Linked DNA regions of Homo sapiens: region 1 is linked to region 2. A link is a loop called in an ENCODE intact Hi-C map of the cell type or tissue named here. Cell type or tissue: Caco-2. All regions are shown on one strand. Links, peaks and the distances in the headings refer to the core of each region. The heading gives the core; the rest is flanking DNA.

Evidence for each region. Peaks named below come from ENCODE experiments on the same cell type or tissue, not always from the same donor. Only the 100,000 strongest peaks of a DNase experiment are listed, where the experiment ranks them.
Region 1: it touches region 2 in a loop (4-fold over the local background); 3 of 110 quality-filtered maps call a loop at or near these places.

Annotation. Positions count from the first base shown.
Region 1 is chr7:122,750,523-122,754,929 of GRCh38, reverse strand. The region is part of intron 1 of CADPS2 (calcium dependent secretion activator 2); the gene reads left to right. Among named protein-coding and RNA genes, the nearest start is that of RNF148, 50 kb to the right of the region's middle. In Caco-2, for the core only: no CTCF peak of the experiment used is centred there; no DNase peak of the experiment used is centred there.
Region 2 is chr7:122,677,642-122,682,048 of GRCh38, reverse strand. All of the region lies in intron 2 of CADPS2 (calcium dependent secretion activator 2), which reads left to right. It also overlaps the pseudogene RPS26P31. Among named protein-coding and RNA genes, the nearest start is that of RNF133, 19 kb to the left of the region's middle. RefSeq lists an enhancer at 2,312-2,868. In Caco-2, for the core only: no CTCF peak of the experiment used is centred there; a DNase peak (open chromatin) is centred at 2,688.

The DNA of each region.
Region 1 (4,407 bases), core at 330-4,329, 73 kb before region 2:
CTTAAGAATATGTTTTAAAACAGACTATTTGGAAATGTTTAAAAGTAGCATCAGGAGATACTGAGGTATACATTTTCATTTAATTCAGTAATTAAAATTTAGACATTTACATTATGTGTTATTACATTCATAAGATTAAAAGTTTGAAAATTAGGCTCTGGGTGTGGTGGCTTATGCCAGTAATCCCAGCACTTTGGGAGGCCGAGGCAGGCAGATCCCCTGAGTCAGGAGTTTGAGACCAACCTGGCCAACTTGGTGAAACCCGTTTCTACTAAAAATACAAAAATTCGCCGGGCGTGATGGTGGGCACCTGTAATCCCAGCTACTCAGGAGGCTGAGGCAGGAGACTCAACTGAACCTGGGAGGCGGACGTTGCAGTGAGCCGAGATTGTGCTATTGTACCCCAGTCTGGGTGATGAGCAAAACTCCATTTCAAAAAGAAAAAAAGAAAAAAGACATTTCATGAAAACAAAAGTTTCAAAATTACATATTCTGATGCTGTCAAGGCCTTTTAGTAAGTCATTTTAATTAAATTTCATTGATTATTTACCTTAGAAGCAAACATTTTTCTAACTTATTTATCAAATTCCTTCAAGAGTCACACTTTGGTTAACAAATAAAACAAAAGCAGAAGTGGATAAAGAAATACCAACTGATAAAATTTAAAATTTAAGAATCTAATAATAAGAAAAATTAGTAATAGTGGTAATGATAAACAGCACTACTTTGTTAATAGGGACAGTTTTGAAAAGCAAAAGCAAATTAATTGCAATGAAAACTAAATACATTTGCATGTAAACAAAGACTTTTTGAGTGATAAATTGTGACTCAACCTTACTGACTGAAGGATTTAGTGGGAGGTTAAGGAGAGACACAGTTTTGTGTAACACTGCACAGCTCCTACCTGGTGGGGAGTGCTCTGCACCACATCCTATTAGCCAAAATGAAAATTAAGAAGGTTTATGGAGGAAAATGTTTAAATAATGTTAAAATTCAACTGTTTTAAACTTTTGAATGGTTGTTTAAAAGGGAAAAAAAAAAGTTTTTGGTGACCTGCAGTGTATTGATTGGGCAAATTGTGCTCTGTGAAATATGCAACACCCCAGTGGGTGAGTAGGGGAGTAAGTGTGTATGTCCCCAAGAGCATGCAAGCGTTCGTGTGTTTATATGTATACAACTGAGCTTGCTTTAGATTTGTCATCTAATTTTTGGCAGCCATAGCTGTTGGCTAAAGTGTACTGTTTTACAAACCAAGATCATAGGAAAAGAAAATTTTACTTTCTTCAATCATAACTGTATTTGAACATTCCTTTCAAAATGTCTCCATTTAACTTACAGTGTGTTGGAAAATGAGGTGTACTTTTCCCAAAATATCACTAAACCATTATTTAAGGTTAGGTTTATCTCACTTTTTGTCTCCCCCATCACTGTAGGAGTACAGGTATGTAGTAGGTTCTCAATAAATATTTGCTGAGTTATTGAATTACTGGATGTTTGAATAAACACCAAATTGGAACTTAGTCCCTTTAAATAAAAGTTGAGGCAGTTATTGCTTTAAAAAAGTTTAAAGTTTCCTCTTTGCATGTATTTAGAAAACTGTAGGGTGAATGTAGTCATAGAGAAGTGATGTGAAAGGCTTTAGACTTAAACAATGAATAATGTGAGAATGAATTTCTGTGCTCCATGTGTATGTAGCATAAAATGCATCTCTTTTTCCTAGAAAAGTAATCTTTGACTTAATTATACCCTACTAGATTTTAATTCAAAAATGTGCTTGTAAGATGTGAGCACTATTAAACTAATTTATGTAATAGGTACTAGTTGGTTTCAGTAATAAGTAATCATTTTACCCCGGGGCCATTGAATAACTTTGATCTACTGCCAGAATATCTGTGTGTCACTTTCTTGGGGTGTCTCCCTTTGGAGAGCAGAATTTCCAATCTCAGCATCTTATTAAGAACTCCCATTTATTCTCCATCTTCTTCTTGTTTCCTTCCTTTCTACAACCATTTGGCTGCCCTCTCTTGTTTGTCTTTCTTTTCTCTTTTATGTGCCCCGCTCAATTTCTAAACGAGGAAAATTATTACTTGATGCGTCCTATTCTTTTTTGGGAGCAGGTTATCAGTCAGTTGAGCTAGTGTTAAGCTGTTACATACTTCAAAGGACTGAGGGGTTTATATATTAACCTGTTGTAGGAAGTTTCACAGGGAAAGAGTTCTGAAGACAATACCATAACTGAAAGGGTTTGTCATTGTAGAACACTAGGCATTTTGGTAGGCAAAGGTAGGGTGTATGACTAATGTTTGGGAAGATGTGAGGAGCCACAAACTATCACATCTATGTCTTTGGGTTATGTAAAATTTGCCCTATGTATTGACATTTTCTTCATTACTTCATGTAATTCCTTATAATATGCAAACAATTTTAGTGTTAAATTATATTTTTAACTTCTTTAATAACTTTAATTTCTCAATTGAGGTTATAAATGTTTTTCTACCTTATTGCCAAATTTCACAGTGTTATCCAGGTACATTTCAGAGATTTATAATACTCAGGATTTCAGAAAGCTCTTCCAGAAAGTATGAGAATGTTTTGTTTATCTGTTCTTTGCTATAGAGATAATTTTGAGTTATTCTATAATTTAAAATGTAAGTAGATATCTTTATAGAGTAAACAGGGTTTCTTAATAGAATTTTGTGCAAGAGAAATTAACTGAGAAAGAAACTAATGTTAGGTAATGTGTTGCAGTATGAAAAAAATTCAGATCTACTTTAGCACAAAAATATTTAAGTTTTTCTATTCTATTTATTCACATCCTAGATTATCTTTCAGTTTTTAGCTTCCTGAATTCGTTTTGAGTGTTCTTGAGTTTTCTTGGACATCTGTTTTGTGAATTCAAGTTTCTCCTATAAAATGGAGTGGATAATGCTTCTAAATGCTAATGGGAGTATCTAAGGACTCGCTCTTCTTCAGGATAATGCTTCTAAATGCTAATGGGAGTAAATAAGGACTTGACCTGGCCCTATATCTGTCAGTAGGTGGGCAGCAGATGGGAGGAGCCAAAGGCATACCTTTTACCAATACACTTAGGACCAAAATGCATATACCATAGCCTGAGTTACACAGCATTTCACTGCGTAGCAGCCTTGTTAATATGTTTAGTATTGTGTAGGTTTTCTCTTTGGATCAGTGTAGCATGTGGCAGTGTGTGGGATATGTGGTCACTCATGAAAGGCAGTGTGCAGTGACCCTTCTCCATCCTTGTGGTTTCTGTTGGCTGTGGAGACTTGTATGTGCCGTGTGTATTGTGAGACCCTTTTCATGTTTGTTTGAATTACTTTAATTTCTTATGATATGTCAGTATTCTGTTACAAAAAGTTATTCTTGTAGGTTTTGACAAAAGGTCATCATTTACATTCTGCAAGATTCAGGGAGGTTGTGTGTGAGGGAGAATTGTCCTGGATATCAGGTGAAGGAGATCAAGCTTTCAGTTTCCACGAAACTATGCTCTCAGTCTTCCACTTAGTGGAATAGATGCATAAACTTTAGGGGGCCCTTATTTCATTACCCATTCCCTCGACATGATTTTTTTAAATCATTATTTCTAATGAGAAATTTGCATAGATGTTAGCATTTTAGATTGTTTTCCAAGCAGACAAAACATAGACTCTTAGGAAGCGCCTAGCACTTTGGGAATCCAAGGCTCGAGGAACCCTTGAGCTCAGGAGTTTGAGAACAGCCTGGGCAACATAGGCAGACCCTGTCTCTACCAAAAAACAGTAACAAAGAGAAATGCCTATATCTTAAAATATGATTCATAATTATACAAACCAGAAAATGAATCTCCTCATATTTCTTTGTCATGAGTGAAAGCCTGATTTAAAAATCGGTTTGAGTTTTATCCTGTGTGTCCCATATATTTATCTTTTCGTTTTTATGTTGGTCCAAAAAAAATTTTAGGGGTTCAGCATTCTGTTGTTTAAGTCTAAATCTACTCACTGAGCTCTCCTCAGCTTTTAGTAGATTTCTTAACTCATAATTACCATCTCCAGAAAATCCCAAACCTATAGCTGAATATCAGACTCCCTCAGGAACTTTAAAACTATACAGCTTTCCAGGCCACTCTTTTCAAAATTCTGAAATAGTAGGTGTGGGGTAGGTCTTTCGTACCTGCATTTTTTAAAAAAAGCTCTTCAGGGGATTGTAATTAGCTGGCTTTGGGATTTGTTCACTTGTTCTTCTTTCTTTAAAAATGATCACACATGTCTCTTAGTGTCATCTATTTGTCTGGTTTTAGTATTGCACAGGATGTCAAGTTCTGCTGTGGAAATTTCCTTTGAGCTGCTTTTTCAGACAACACTGAAAAGATTAAGAAATTGGAGCTGACTGGAGCCAGGAGACATTATT
Region 2 (4,407 bases), core at 319-4,318:
GGAAGAAAGACTCAAAGATCTGCTATTAGCTGATATTAGAAGAAAAAAGCTTTAGAACGACTTCATAATATTGATAAGATTATGGTAATACCATGTGTATGTATTATTTTCCAAACAAGCAAACAAAAAAAAAAGCTTTATGCTTTTCAAATCCCATTTGTATTCATTTGGGTCTAGACTCATCTCAGTTCTTAAAACAGGATGTAAGAAGGCATAGACAGTTCAAGGCTTTATATTTGGTCTAAGGGTTTTATTTTTATTTTTATTTATTTTTTTTTAGATGTTGTTTTTTTTCTTTCTTTTATTATTATTATTATTTTTTTACAATTTCCATTTTATTTTTCTCCAGAGAATAACCTGTCTTCAGTCTTTAAGAACTCAGCTCCTTACATGGGCTTTGGTGGGGGACGTGGGGCAGCACCCGCAGGTCTAAATCTGGGTGGGGGTGTTCGGTCCTTGCGGGCTTCACGAGATCGATTCCTGACTACTTTGCTGTGAATTGCACAACTCACACAGTAATGTAGCTTCACATACAGCTTGGGAAGCACATAGGCATCGAAGACGCTTGCTTCAGAAATGTCCCTGACTGCTACGGCCTCCACTATGTTTCGAATGACGAATTTCTTAATGGCCTTGTCCTTGGGCACGCATCGGGCACAGTTAGTACAGCGAACAGGTTGCACGTGGCCGCGGCCCTTTTTGGCACGACCATTGTTCCTTCTTTTCTTTGTCATCTTGGAGGCACGGACCGGAGAGCTCTTTCTTTTATTATTATACTTTAAGTTTTAGGGTACATGTGCACATTGTGCAGGTTCATTACATATGTATACATGTGCCATGCTGGTGCACTGCACCCACTAACTTGTCATCTAGCATTAGGTATATCTCCCAATGCTATCCCTCCCCCTCCCCCCACCCTACAACAGTCCCCAGAGTGTGATGTTCCCCTTCCTGTGTCCATGTGGTCTCATTGTTCAATTCCCACCTATGAGTGAGAATATGCGGTGTTTGGTTTTTTGTTCTTGCGATAGTTTACTGAGAATGATGATTTCCAATTTCATCCATGTCCCTACAAAGGACATGAACTCATCATTTTGTATGGCTGCATAGTATTCCATGGTGTATATGTGCCACATTTTCTTAATCCAGTCTATCATTGTTGGACATTTGGGTTGGTTCCAAGTCTTTGCTATTGTGAATAATGCCGCAATAAACATACGTGTGCCTGTGTCTTTATAGAAGCATGATTTATAGTCCTTTGGGTATATACCCAGTAATGGGATGGCTGGGTCAAATGGTATTTCTAGTTTTTTAGATGTTTTATTGTTTTTCTTTTTGAGACAGTCTCACTCTGTTGCCCAGGCTGGAGTGCAGTGGCATTATCCCGACCCACTGCAACCTCCACCTCTCAGACTCAAGTGATTCTCATGCCTCAGCTTCCTGAGTAGCTGGGATTACAGGCGTGCACCACCACACCTGGCTAATTTTTGTATTTTTAATAGAGACAGGCTTTTGCCATGTTGGCCAGGCTGGTCTCGAACTCCTGACCTCAGGTGATCCACCCACCTTGGTCTCCCAAAGTGCTGGGATTACAGGTATGAGCCACCATGCCTGGCCTGGTCTAAGGGCTTTAGATTTGATATGAGGGGTTTAGATTAATCATAAGGGATTTAGAAAAGTTGGAAGGATCTTTTGAAAGCAAGTGTCTCCTAGTTTATAGATAAGGGTCTAGAGGTATTTCTTAACAAAATTTATTTTTTAGATAAAACAGATTATTTGCTATTAGTTTTAAGCTGTGATTCTTCACATTTGATAGGTAAAGAAATGGGATTGTTTAAACGAGTGTTTTTCAAATCTTTGGAATTCATGGATTAGTAAATAAAAACAGAGGTCAGATATTGTACTTTTTTTGTGTGCCAAGAAAGGTAATTAACCATTGCAACAACAATAAAACTGCCTTTGCAAAGATTATGACAGAGAAATCTAACATAGCTGACTCTATCTTGCTTCTAGCCTCATAGGCTGGCTGTCTTTGTTCATTCCTGTACATAGGTCAAGCTAATCATGGCAAAGATTTAGTTTATAGTTTAACTTGGAAGCAAAGATGATAATAGTCCCTCTCTAAAACTAAACCCCTTCTTTCTCAGGGACTAAAAACCATCTTTGTAAAACTAATGAAAGGCCACAAGATTAGGATTGTGAGAGGGGCCTGAGTTCTGCTATTGGGGGAAATTCAGCCCCCGATATTTCAATGTGGGTCCTTTGCTATGTTCCCTCAGTGTTGGCCGGTCTGAGAAATAAAGGGAAAGAGTACAAAAGAGAGAAATTTTAAAGCTGGATGTCCAGGGGAGACATAATATGTCGGCAGGTTCCGTGATGCCCCCTGAGCCGTAAAACCAGCAAGTTTTTACCAGCAATTTTCAAAGGGGAGGGAGTATACGAATAGGGTGTGGGTCACAGAGATCACATGCTTTAAGGGCAACAAAAGATCACAAGGCAGAAGGTCAGGGTGAGATCACAAGGTTAGGGCGAGATCACAAGGTCAGGGTGAAACTAGAATCACTAATGAACGTCCACGTCCTGCTGTGCACACATTGTCATTGATAAACATCTTAACAGGATTCAAGAGCAGAGAACCGGTCTGACTAGAATTCGCCAGGCTGGAATTTCCTAATCCTAGCAAGCCTGGGGGTGCTGCAGGAGAGTAGGGCATGTTTCATTCCTATCTACATGTGCATGAGGCAGACACTCCCAGGGTGGCCATTTTAGAGCCCCCCCCCCCCAGGAATGCATTCTTTTCCCAGGGCTGTTAATTATTAATATTCCTTACTGGGGAAAGAATTCAGTGATATTTATCTTACCTGTTTTCGGTAATAAGAGAAATATGGCTCTGTCCTGCCCGGCCCACAGGCAGCCAGACTTTAAGGTTATCTCCCTTGTTCCCTGAAAATCACTGTTACCCTGTTCTTAAGGTGCCCAGATTTCATATTGTTCAAACGCACATGCTTTACGAACAATTTGTGCAGTTAACGCAGTCATTACAGGGTCCTGGGCAACATACATCCTCAACTTACGAAGATGACGGGATTAAGAGATAAAAGACAGGCATAGGAAATTATAAGAGTATTGATTGGGGAAGTGTTAAATGTCCATGAAATCTTCACAATTTATGTTCTGCCATGGTTTCAGCTGGTCCCTCCATTCGAGGTCCCTGACTTCCTGCAACATTCTGCTAAAATGTAGGCATAATTTCTGTAACCCCTTACTGTTCAGTAGTCCTATGGCCAGAGGTCACAAGATTTGTGACTTCCCTGAATTGCTCCTATAGATAACATCACTATGTAGAACCTAAGATCGGCCTTTTGAGGTATCTTTCACATTTTTGCATTTTTGACCACCAACTAAATCCACCCAGACCCACAGTAGTGGTGCAACCCATCCTATGGCCCCTACTCAGAGGCTAAGTGCAGGAGGACCATTTCCCACACACCTGTGATTTCACCTCTAAGCAGTCAACATTCCCCATTTCCTAAACCCTTGCCCACCAAATTATCCTTACAAAAAACGTAAACTCCAAGCCTTTGAGAGATTAATTTGAGTAATAACTCCCATCTTCTGTGTGGCCAGCCTTGCATTAATAAAATTCCTTCTCTATTGTTATAGCACAGTCTCAGTGAGTTGGTTTTGTCTGTGCAGCTGTGTGGGAAGAATCCATTGGATGAATACAGCAACAAAACCACACATTTACAGTTAATAACATTGTATTACAAAAAGTGACTTCTTGTACCTACAGTTTCAACTATTAGAATATTAAAATCAGCTTTATTAAAATGGACTTTGAAGTCCTTGTATTTTCTTTTTTCACTTTGAATTCATGAAAACTTCATCCCACACTGGTCAGCACAGCAGCCTTTAGATTCAATAACTTTCCAAAGTCCATTACCACAAGGACCTAATGATTTCCTTTAAAATTTGAGTGTCTAATGATACTAGACACTACAGAGATTTCAAAGATGCAGTTTGCAGTCTTAACAAGAGAGACATACAATGATGTGGTATAAGACAGGACAGCAGTGTTTTATACCTACACAGAGCATGGGAAAGTATTAAGATGGCTTAGAATAGAGAAATACCATCAAGCTGCGGAATGCTTGACAAACAGGTGAACAGGAGCATTCTCCTGCCTAATCCTTACCAATCCATTTACTCATTGGCCCTTCCAGCTCAGCCGAATGAGCCACAAATTGATAAATTGCTGAACTTGATTGCATGGTGGTGAAAAAGGGAGCTCTAGAGTGAGACTGGGCTTAAATCTTGACTCTTCCACACTCTGGCTGTGTGATCTTGGCCATGTCTCTTTACTTCTGTATGCTTTTTGGGTTTTTATTGTTGTTGTTGTTGTTGTTT